Linked DNA regions of Homo sapiens: region 1 is linked to region 2. The links are chromatin contacts, found by Hi-C in ENCODE. All regions are on one chromosome and are shown on one strand. Each heading gives the region's core, a stretch centred on a gene start or an enhancer-like site at or near the end of the contact. The rest is flanking DNA. Distances are from core to core; before and after follow the strand shown.

Evidence for each region. A loop is a pair of places that touch in the nucleus more often than their neighbours do. Pooled maps may share reads with other maps.
Region 1: a map with no recorded cell type shows a loop between it and region 2 (6-fold over the local background). The contact joins the promoter of PDLIM1 here to the enhancer-like site in region 2. A Hi-C loop is called at or near these places in 2 of 37 single-sample maps with no recorded cell type and 2 of 50 pooled maps.

Annotation. Positions count from the first base shown.
Region 1 is chr10:95,288,394-95,292,616 of GRCh38, forward strand. PDLIM1 (PDZ and LIM domain 1) reads right to left here and starts at 2,610. Exons shown (of 7, transcript NM_020992.4): 1 at 2,427-2,610. The coding sequence starts at 2,522. RefSeq lists an enhancer at 1,127-1,446 and silencers at 2,168-2,277, 2,298-2,397, 2,448-2,837, 2,888-2,967.
Region 2 is chr10:91,199,203-91,203,325 of GRCh38, forward strand. It overlaps a transcript of PCGF5 not described here. Among named protein-coding and RNA genes, the nearest start is that of PCGF5, 19 kb to the right of the region's middle. Within about 2 kb of position 2,354, at least 5 of the 41 ENCODE cell types and tissues checked have a DNase peak (open chromatin) inside an H3K27ac peak, as active enhancers do.

The DNA.
Region 1 (4,223 bases), core at 1,360-3,859, 4.1 Mb after region 2:
AGCAAATTGCCCAGGATGATAAATAATGTAGCATACCTACCAATCAGAAAGTGTGTACAGCTCTTTGTCAGTGCTCACATTTCCTCACTATCACTATTTACGGAGCACTCTCACATACCTTAACTCACAGCCAAGGGCTGGTGCTATCCCCACTGCAGAGGTTTTTTTTTTTAAGTAGCCTCAGACAGTGGAAGATTCACCCCAGGTACAGCTCAAGCAAGAAGACACTGGACCAGCACCAGATCTCAGATGGCCACACCAGGGTCCCTTTATGACAATGACTTTCCCATTCCCATGAGGTGAACAGGCTCACAATTTTTCCATGTATTAATAAGGAGCTGAAGAGAAACAAATAAATTACTGTCAGCATGAAAATGTTACCTCTTCTGAGTCACTTCCACTTTTCAATTAAAGCACCTGCCAAGGGCATTATAAAGATTAGTTTCCATCACTAGACCATGAACACCTTGAGAATGGAGCTGTGCCCTCTCATTTCTGAGGCGTTTGCACAGTTTCTGGAATATGATACGTGCTCATTAAACACGTGCACACGCCATAAATAAATAATATAAATAATAAATGAGTGAATATATGAAGGTAAAAACCAATGAATTCACAGTGTGGTGTTTTCCACCCCATTCCATCATTCACTCATGCATTAAGACTTTTAAAAGCAGCTAAAGTGAAAGGCAGTAACTGCCCTTTTAACAGATTGCCAATACATCCTCCACTACTTAAAAAAGGGTTTCATGTCATATATAAATCTCAGAAGTGGAGAGGGCTGACAGGTTAATTATAGACACAAAGAACAGGGACAAATGGACTATGAGGTAAGCGAGTTGAAATGTGCAGACACAATGTCCTCCCTGGACAAGCATTTATTAATAAGCCTGCAAGGATTTACCCAGCCCGGCCAGGTACAGGTCTGCTACCAGGCTCGGGGACGATTCTGGGGAAGGCACAGTTCCTGCGCTTGAGGAATTAGGCTGGTGGCTGGAAAGGCAGTGTGTACCTTTGAGAATAATCAGAGGTCTCTGTGGGACGAGGCAAACAGGTGGAAGATAAGGCCCAAAAACTGGCCCGCCTACTCTTTTAGGGGGGTGAGATAGAGAAGACCTCCTCACTGGGCCAGGCCAACCGGGAAAGAAGCATGGGTAGGACTGTGGCTGGCAGACAAGTCAAGAGGAGGCCACCAATTCTTCTCCTGCACCTCCCACCAAACTCCTTCAGCTGCTGGACGCAGGAGCTTGAGTCAAAAGGATCCATAAGGATATTTCCCTTTCTTCTCCACCCTTCCCCCAACCCCAAGTGAAAAAGAAGGATGTTTAGAAAGTCTGGGAGACAAGCTGAAGGGCAGCTTCAGCAGGCAGATGAGCCCAAGAATGGAATGTGCCGCCTACAGGCAAGGAGTGGCCATGGGTGGGGAGAAAGGGGACTTCTTTTTCTCCCTTTCCTCATTCGAGGTACTTACTGAGTCTCTTCTTGGTGCCCAAGCACTGAACGTGACATCTCTTAGTGGGACATCAACCTGTGTTTGGCCAGATTAAATGGCCAAAGCCCAGACCTCTGAACACTGAGTCTGGGTCTCCCTGGGGGTTTCACTTTATTAGGGGGGCAATGGTTCTGGTGGCCCCTGATTCAACGTGAGTCCTTCTAAAGATCCGAAGCCCCTCTTAGATTTCAAGCACCTCAACCCCACCCCAGGTGGACACCCCATCGCAGTATCTACTCATGCCCTGAGAAAAAAGGGCTGGTGCGGGGAGGGGAAAGAGATAATCTGGGAATGCTAGGAAGAATGACGGCGGGGCCACGTTCTGCAGAGGGGAGAATGACCAAGAGGGTTTACTTGAGTTTGTTTGTTGTGTTTATTTCCCGAATCCAGCACATTCTCCAAAAGCCATTCGAGGGGCGAGCCTCGGCCGTGGGTCAAGTCCAAAGAGCGTGTTTCGGTTGTTTTTTTAGGTTAATCCCACTTGCCCCCCACCCCAGTAAACTTCCCACCCACCCCACCTCACTTTCCAGGTCTTTCCTGTTGCGTTCGGCTGCACTGCGATCTGGGAAGAAGGGAGAAGTGCCATCTCCCAGCGCGCGGGATCTGCGGGGACCCTCGTCCCCTCGCTGGTTGACAAAGAACTAACACCCGCCCCGCCGCGCTTCCGGGGCCAAAGAACGAAAACTGCCTTCTTTTTTTCTGGCGGACACGGAGCGCGCCCGCGGCGGGCCGACCAGCCCGGGAGCGCAGCCTCCGCGAAGGGGCGGCGGGGAGCGGCGGGGCCCGGGCGCGCGGAGAGCGCTCAACTAACAGCGCACCTGGACGCGCCCGGCTGCGGTTCCGACTCCGTCCCCGACCGCGCCCGCGGGGCCCCAGTCTCCGCATATCACCTCCCATAGCGCCCCGCTTCCACGCACGTCCCAGCTGCTCTTACCCGGGAAATGGCGAGAGGCTGCTCGAAGTCCTTGCCGCCCACGAGGCGGAAGCCCCACGGCCCCGGGCCCTGGAGGTCTATCTGCTGGGTGGTCATGGCGCGGCTGTGGCGGGCGACGACCCGCGGGGACAGACGGGCAGGACGCGCGGAACAGCTTGCAGGGCACCCCCGGCGGCTGTCGGAGAAAGAGCGGCGCGGCGCGGGCCCGGGGAGCCTGGGGCTGGCGGGGGCAGGGCAACCGCGAGGGCCAGGGCGGGGGCGGCTCCGCCCAGGCCGCGTAGCCGCCCGCCGCCCCGCCCGTCCTCCCGCCCGCAGCCGCTCCCCGCCCTGCGCGCCGGCCTGGGGGCCCTGGCCCGGAGTCCCGCCGAGAGAGCGCGAGTCAGATGCGGGGCCGGGGCTCTCAGCAGCTCTGCCCGGGACCCCACACCGCCTCCCTCCCTCCTGTACGCACGGCCGCACCGCGGCTCTCGGGCCCGGGGCGGGTGCTAGGTGAGAGGGAAGCAGGTCCTGACAGCGAGACAAACTCGCGCCTCGTGCTTTGTAAAACGAGAAATTTGAAGTGCTGTGCCAAGTCAGCCCTCTGAGGTCGGCTCCGACTTCCCATTTGCTTTTTGTAATCGGTAATGATGTTTAAAAGGTGCTTTCGAACGATCTCATTTGATGCTGAGGCAACCGGGACGTTTAGTCCCATTTTACAGATGAAGTAACTGAGTCTGCTCAGTAGGTGAGAAGACTTGCCCGACGCTACACCACTCGTCAGCATCTGGACCACTGCCCGGGCCCAGTGCTGCAGAACCCCATCCTGGAACTTTTATAATGCTAATGAGACCATCACTCAGGTTATAACTGAACTTCAAGGCCTTCCTAGAAATCTTTCCTCCAGGCTGGAGTTCATGGTAGGTTCTGACCTCAACAGTTCAAACCTCAAGTTTGGGGCGGGCCAAGGGCCAAGTCAATGCAAAAGAAGAGCTGAGTCCGGGACCTGGATTCCCAGCCTCCCACCAGCTTCCTAGCCAGGCTCCCCCTGACGCCCTCCCGGTGGAGTGCATTCTCCACGCCGGACCAGACCATTTCTCATGCTGTCCATGGCGTCCCCACCTCACCACCAGTGAAAACCCAGATCCTTACAATGCCTACAAGGCCACCCCTAGAATGGCCCCAACTCCCTCTCTGACCCCAACTCCTCCTGCCCTTTCCTCACCTGCCCCCCAGTCTGCCAGGCTGTGCTCCTTGCTCCTAACTCAGGGCCTTGCCTCAGGGCCCTGTCTGCAATGCTGTTCTCCCAGACATCCCCACCACTCTCTGTCATTTTCTAGGGGCCGGACACGTGGCTCACGCCTGGAATCCCGGCACTTTGGGAGGCTGAGTCAGGAGGATCAGTTGAGCCCAGGAATTCTAGACCAGCCCCAGCAACACGGCAAGACCCTGTCTCTACAAAAAAATTTAAAAAAATAAAAATTAACCAGGTTTGGTGGGGCACACCTGTCCCAGCTTCTAGGGAGACTGAGGTGGGAGGATGGCTTGAGCCGGAGAGGTCAAGGCTGCAGTGAGCTGTGGTCGTGCAACTGTACTCCAGCCTGGGTGACAGAGTGAGACCCTATCTCAAAAACTAAAAAATAAAAAAAATGCAAATGTCATTTTCTGAGGTCATCTCTGAGCATCATTTAAGATATCCTCTCTAGAATGCTCTATTACCTTCCCCTGCCTTATTTTTTTCTTTTGTATGTATCACCATCTGGCATTCTCTATATTTTGTATATTTATTTGTTCCACCCCCACTCTTAAGCATTAATTCCA
Region 2 (4,123 bases), core at 1,104-3,603:
CAAGTAGAAAATGTACTTGTCACAGGTTGGGTTCCCTGGGAAGCTGACTCCCAGGTGTAGTTTTGTATCCAGGATGTTTATTAGGGAATGCCCTTTGAAGGGTGGGAAGGCAGCAAGGGGGGCAGAAAAGGAGTTGAGCTGTAGAGCCAGCATGGCAGGAGCTCTGGAACTAGAATGACTCCTCTGAGTTGTCTTGACTTGGGCCAAGATGGCCAGGCCTTTATACTCCAGCATCCCTCAGTCCTTGCATCCTTGGGAAAGTGACCTTGGGCAAGGAGGATCTTTGCAGCTGAGGACATGCCTGCAAGAGGCCAACAACATCCCCATCAAGTGCAGCCCAAAGGCTTCTCTGAAGAGGGATCTGATCTCTGCTTCCCAGCATCTTCCACATTAATGTACGTGAAATTCAGCCACGGCTCCAAAATATGATGCAGTATTTTAGTTAAGAAGTAACATTCAAGGCTAGTTTTAGTTTAATACTGAAATTTGATTGAGTTCATTGAAATCCTAGGATGTTAGAGTCCAAAGAGGCCATAAAAATCCTTTATGCAACCCTCTTGTTTGACAGATAGGGAAGTGGAGTAAATAAACAAAGGAGAATAAATTTTAGTGTGGTTTCCCCAGAAACAGACCCCAAGACAAGAATTTGAGAGTAAGTGGTTTAGTTGAGAGGTTCTCCCAAGAAATATCAACAGGAAAGTAGAGAAGTGGGACAGGGAGGAAAAAGAAAGCAATAAAGGGTATAGTTTCAAGAGAATTACTGCTGTGGGCAACTGGAGCTCAATCCGTTTAAGGAACTCTAGGAACTAGTCTACACGCTTCAGGCTATCCTACCCAAAGGACAGGGAAATTGGGTTACTTGCCCATCAACTATCCATCCTCCTTGACTGAGGGCTGTTTCCTGGAGATGCTAACTTCCCTGCATTTTTGCCTCACTGTGGGAGAGGGCCCAGCCTGCTCCCAGAGCCAGAATAAAAGCCACAGGTGTTCAAGAAGGCTGCCTTCAGCATGTAGAGATGAGCGTGGAGGAGATAAGAGGGAGGAGGAGACAGTGACAGTGTCTGCTATAGGGGATTGCCTGAAACTGAACCAGAACTCTGGTATCCTGACTACTGACCAGGGTTCTTTATGCTGATTATTAATATCTTCCTACTCGGTGCCCAAAATTGTTCAACTAATCTAGTTAAGAGAGAGTGAGGGTATAGAAAGAACAGGGGATGTAGCCCCTTTCTGGGAAGTGCGCATATATGTTTGAAAGAAGAAGAGAAGATTTTATAAGCATTAATATCAACAGGTATGGATGAGATTGCATTGAAAGCTGTGCATTGCATTTGTCATTGTTGAGGTGCTGCTATAAGGGACTGTGCCAGAAGGGAAGGTGCTGTTTGTTTTGTTTTGTTTTTAAGATATTGAGTCTTGAACACAGTCTCAGTGGGAGATTTGAACATAATTGGCAGAGGCTGAGAGGCAGGATTGTGTACTGGTGAAGAGTTGGGGGCCTTTCTAGTGGGCAATCTAGTTTATCCTATATTCATCACTTTGTGGTCATTGGACAGTGGGCAAATTAAGCTTTGGTTTCTTCCTGTATACGGTGGGGCCAATTATAGAACCCAATTCATAAGGGTGTTGAGAGCATTCAATGAAGTAATTGATGTAAAAATATTAACCTAGAGCTTGCTGTGTAGGAGGTTGATAACATTAGCTGTGTTCGTGATTACTGTTGACAGAGGGAAGTGGAAAGGGGGAGGGTCAGGTGGGAGAATGGTCAGAGCTTGGGCAAGCACAAGATTCAAGAGGCAAATGGAAAAATAGTGTGAAGTGGAACTCCTGAGACACCAGGGAGGTGATGGGGAAAGTTTTATAAAAGTGAGAAGAGCTGCCCACTTAGACCACATTTTCATGGGAGCTGTCTTAGTTTGTTTTCTGTTGCTACAGCTGAATACCTGAGACTGGGCAATTTATAAAGGAAAGAAATGTATTGCTTACGTATCTGGAGGCTGGGACATCCAAGGGTGAGGTATCTGGTGAGGGCCTTCTTGCCGGTGGAGACCCTCTGCAACCTTCTGAGCTGGGCATCACATGGTGAGGGGCTGAGTGTGTCAGCTCAGGTCTCTCTTCATGTAAAGCCACTAGTCCTATCATGGTCCCCCCAGTGACATTACTAATCTTAATTACCTCCCAAAGCCCCACCTCTAAATGCCATCAACGTATGAATTTGAAGATTAAGTTATCAGCACATGAAATTTGGGGAACTCATTCAAATCATAAACAGGAGCTTAGGTCCCATCAAAGTGAAAGCTTACCAGGAAGCCCAATGTGTAAAAAAAATACGTAAACAGAGTTATGTGTTTGAAGGTGGAGTGGAGAACTATCTTCTCCCCTCCTCCCTCCACCCACAGCCCCTGAGGGAATTCTGAGAAACCCCAAGGCAGCAAGAACAAAAACAATGTCTGCAGAAAGATTTTTTAACACTACTGTAACACCTCATTTGTTCTGTATTGAGTTCATTTTCCAGAAAACCTTTTTTTTTTTTTTTTAAGAAACCCATCTTGGATGAAATTTTGTTTAAGTGTGTTACTTTTTTGCCTTCTTAACAAGGCTGAATGAAAACCTTTTAATCTGTTCTTGATGACTTTTGATCATAGTGATGAACATTTAGTTAAGGTTCTGTGCTTTAATGTGGTGATTTCCAACCTCAGAGTTTCTGAAGTGTTAGGACTGTTTACTGGCACTATGCTTTTGAAATTGTTAGAAGAAGCAGGGTGGCATCAAGGGAGGGTCCTGGACTTGGGAGCTACACTGTCCAGGATTATATCCAAGCCTTGCATTTTATTAGCATTGTGACCAGGTGTAACCACTGTTTGCCTCAATTTCTTCTTTCCCAAATTGAGAAGAATAATTGTACTCACCCCCTAGGATTATTGTGAGAAATAAATAAGTTTTTATATGTTCACTGCTTAGAACCATGCCTTCGTATAAAATGTGCTGTATAAGTGCTATGATGATGATGGTCGATGTATCTGTTTTTATGGTTCTTCTGTCTTTTTTGATGTAGTATGGTGGTTAAGCCTATAGACTCTGAAGCAAAATAACCTGGATTTGAATCCACCACCGTTGTGATCTGATTGTTTTAAGCTGATTAATTTTTGTGAACCTAATGATTTCAGTAAAACCCACCATTGTGACCTTGAGAGAGTTAATTTAATTCCCTGTGATTCAGTTTATTCTTCTGAAAAATGAGGCAAATAATACAAAGTAGTTAACAGGATTGTTGTGAGGATTAAATAGGATAAATTTGTAAGCTCTTAGCACAGTATTTGGCACATAGTGAGTAGTCATTGCATAGTAGTCATCGTTACTGTTAATTATTAAGAGTCTAAATGAGGGATACTGTAATATAATATACAGCCAGAAGTTGTTACTATATTTGACTCCTTAGAAGCCTTGAAAACTTCCTTCTTGTACTTAATTGGTTTCAGTAAATAGAGGTTATTAACTAATTATTGATCTTAAATAGTAAGTTATTTTCAATGTGCTTCTTAATGTTGGGGCAAGGGGTAGTTAGGCGAAAAGATTGGCCATTTATGCTATATAATATGCTTACTATCAAACTGTGACTCAACTTTTAGATGTATTTATGTTGAAGGAGTTAGATCATTCTTTGCTTAAAAGGTTGACATGATTAATGTTCAGATGAGGGGATATTTTCAAAGGAAGAAAAACAGTAAAGAAATGTGTTTGTGAAAATGACTAAAAACAATACAGGGTAAGCAGCAAATTTTCTGATGCAGAATACAGGCCAAACATGATTTAAAAAAGCAAGAAAGCAAACAAACAAAAATGGTGACTTTGCAGCCTTGATGGAGGTAGGGGCAGGGGAAGTGTTCAGCCACAATCTACCAGCAAACCCCTTGGTACTAAGCATTTTAAGGGCTAATTTAGGTCTCTAGAGCATGCCACTATCAAGACTAACCCATTCAGCAGGGCTTTGTATAGCCAAGGTTTTGTTGCATATTAAAATGTTTAGGAAAATTATCCAACATTTGGGAATAAGGCACAGGATGATTGCATGTCTTTTTAGCGTTTTCTTGGAGCACTTAAGACACCAGCCAAGGATCATGTA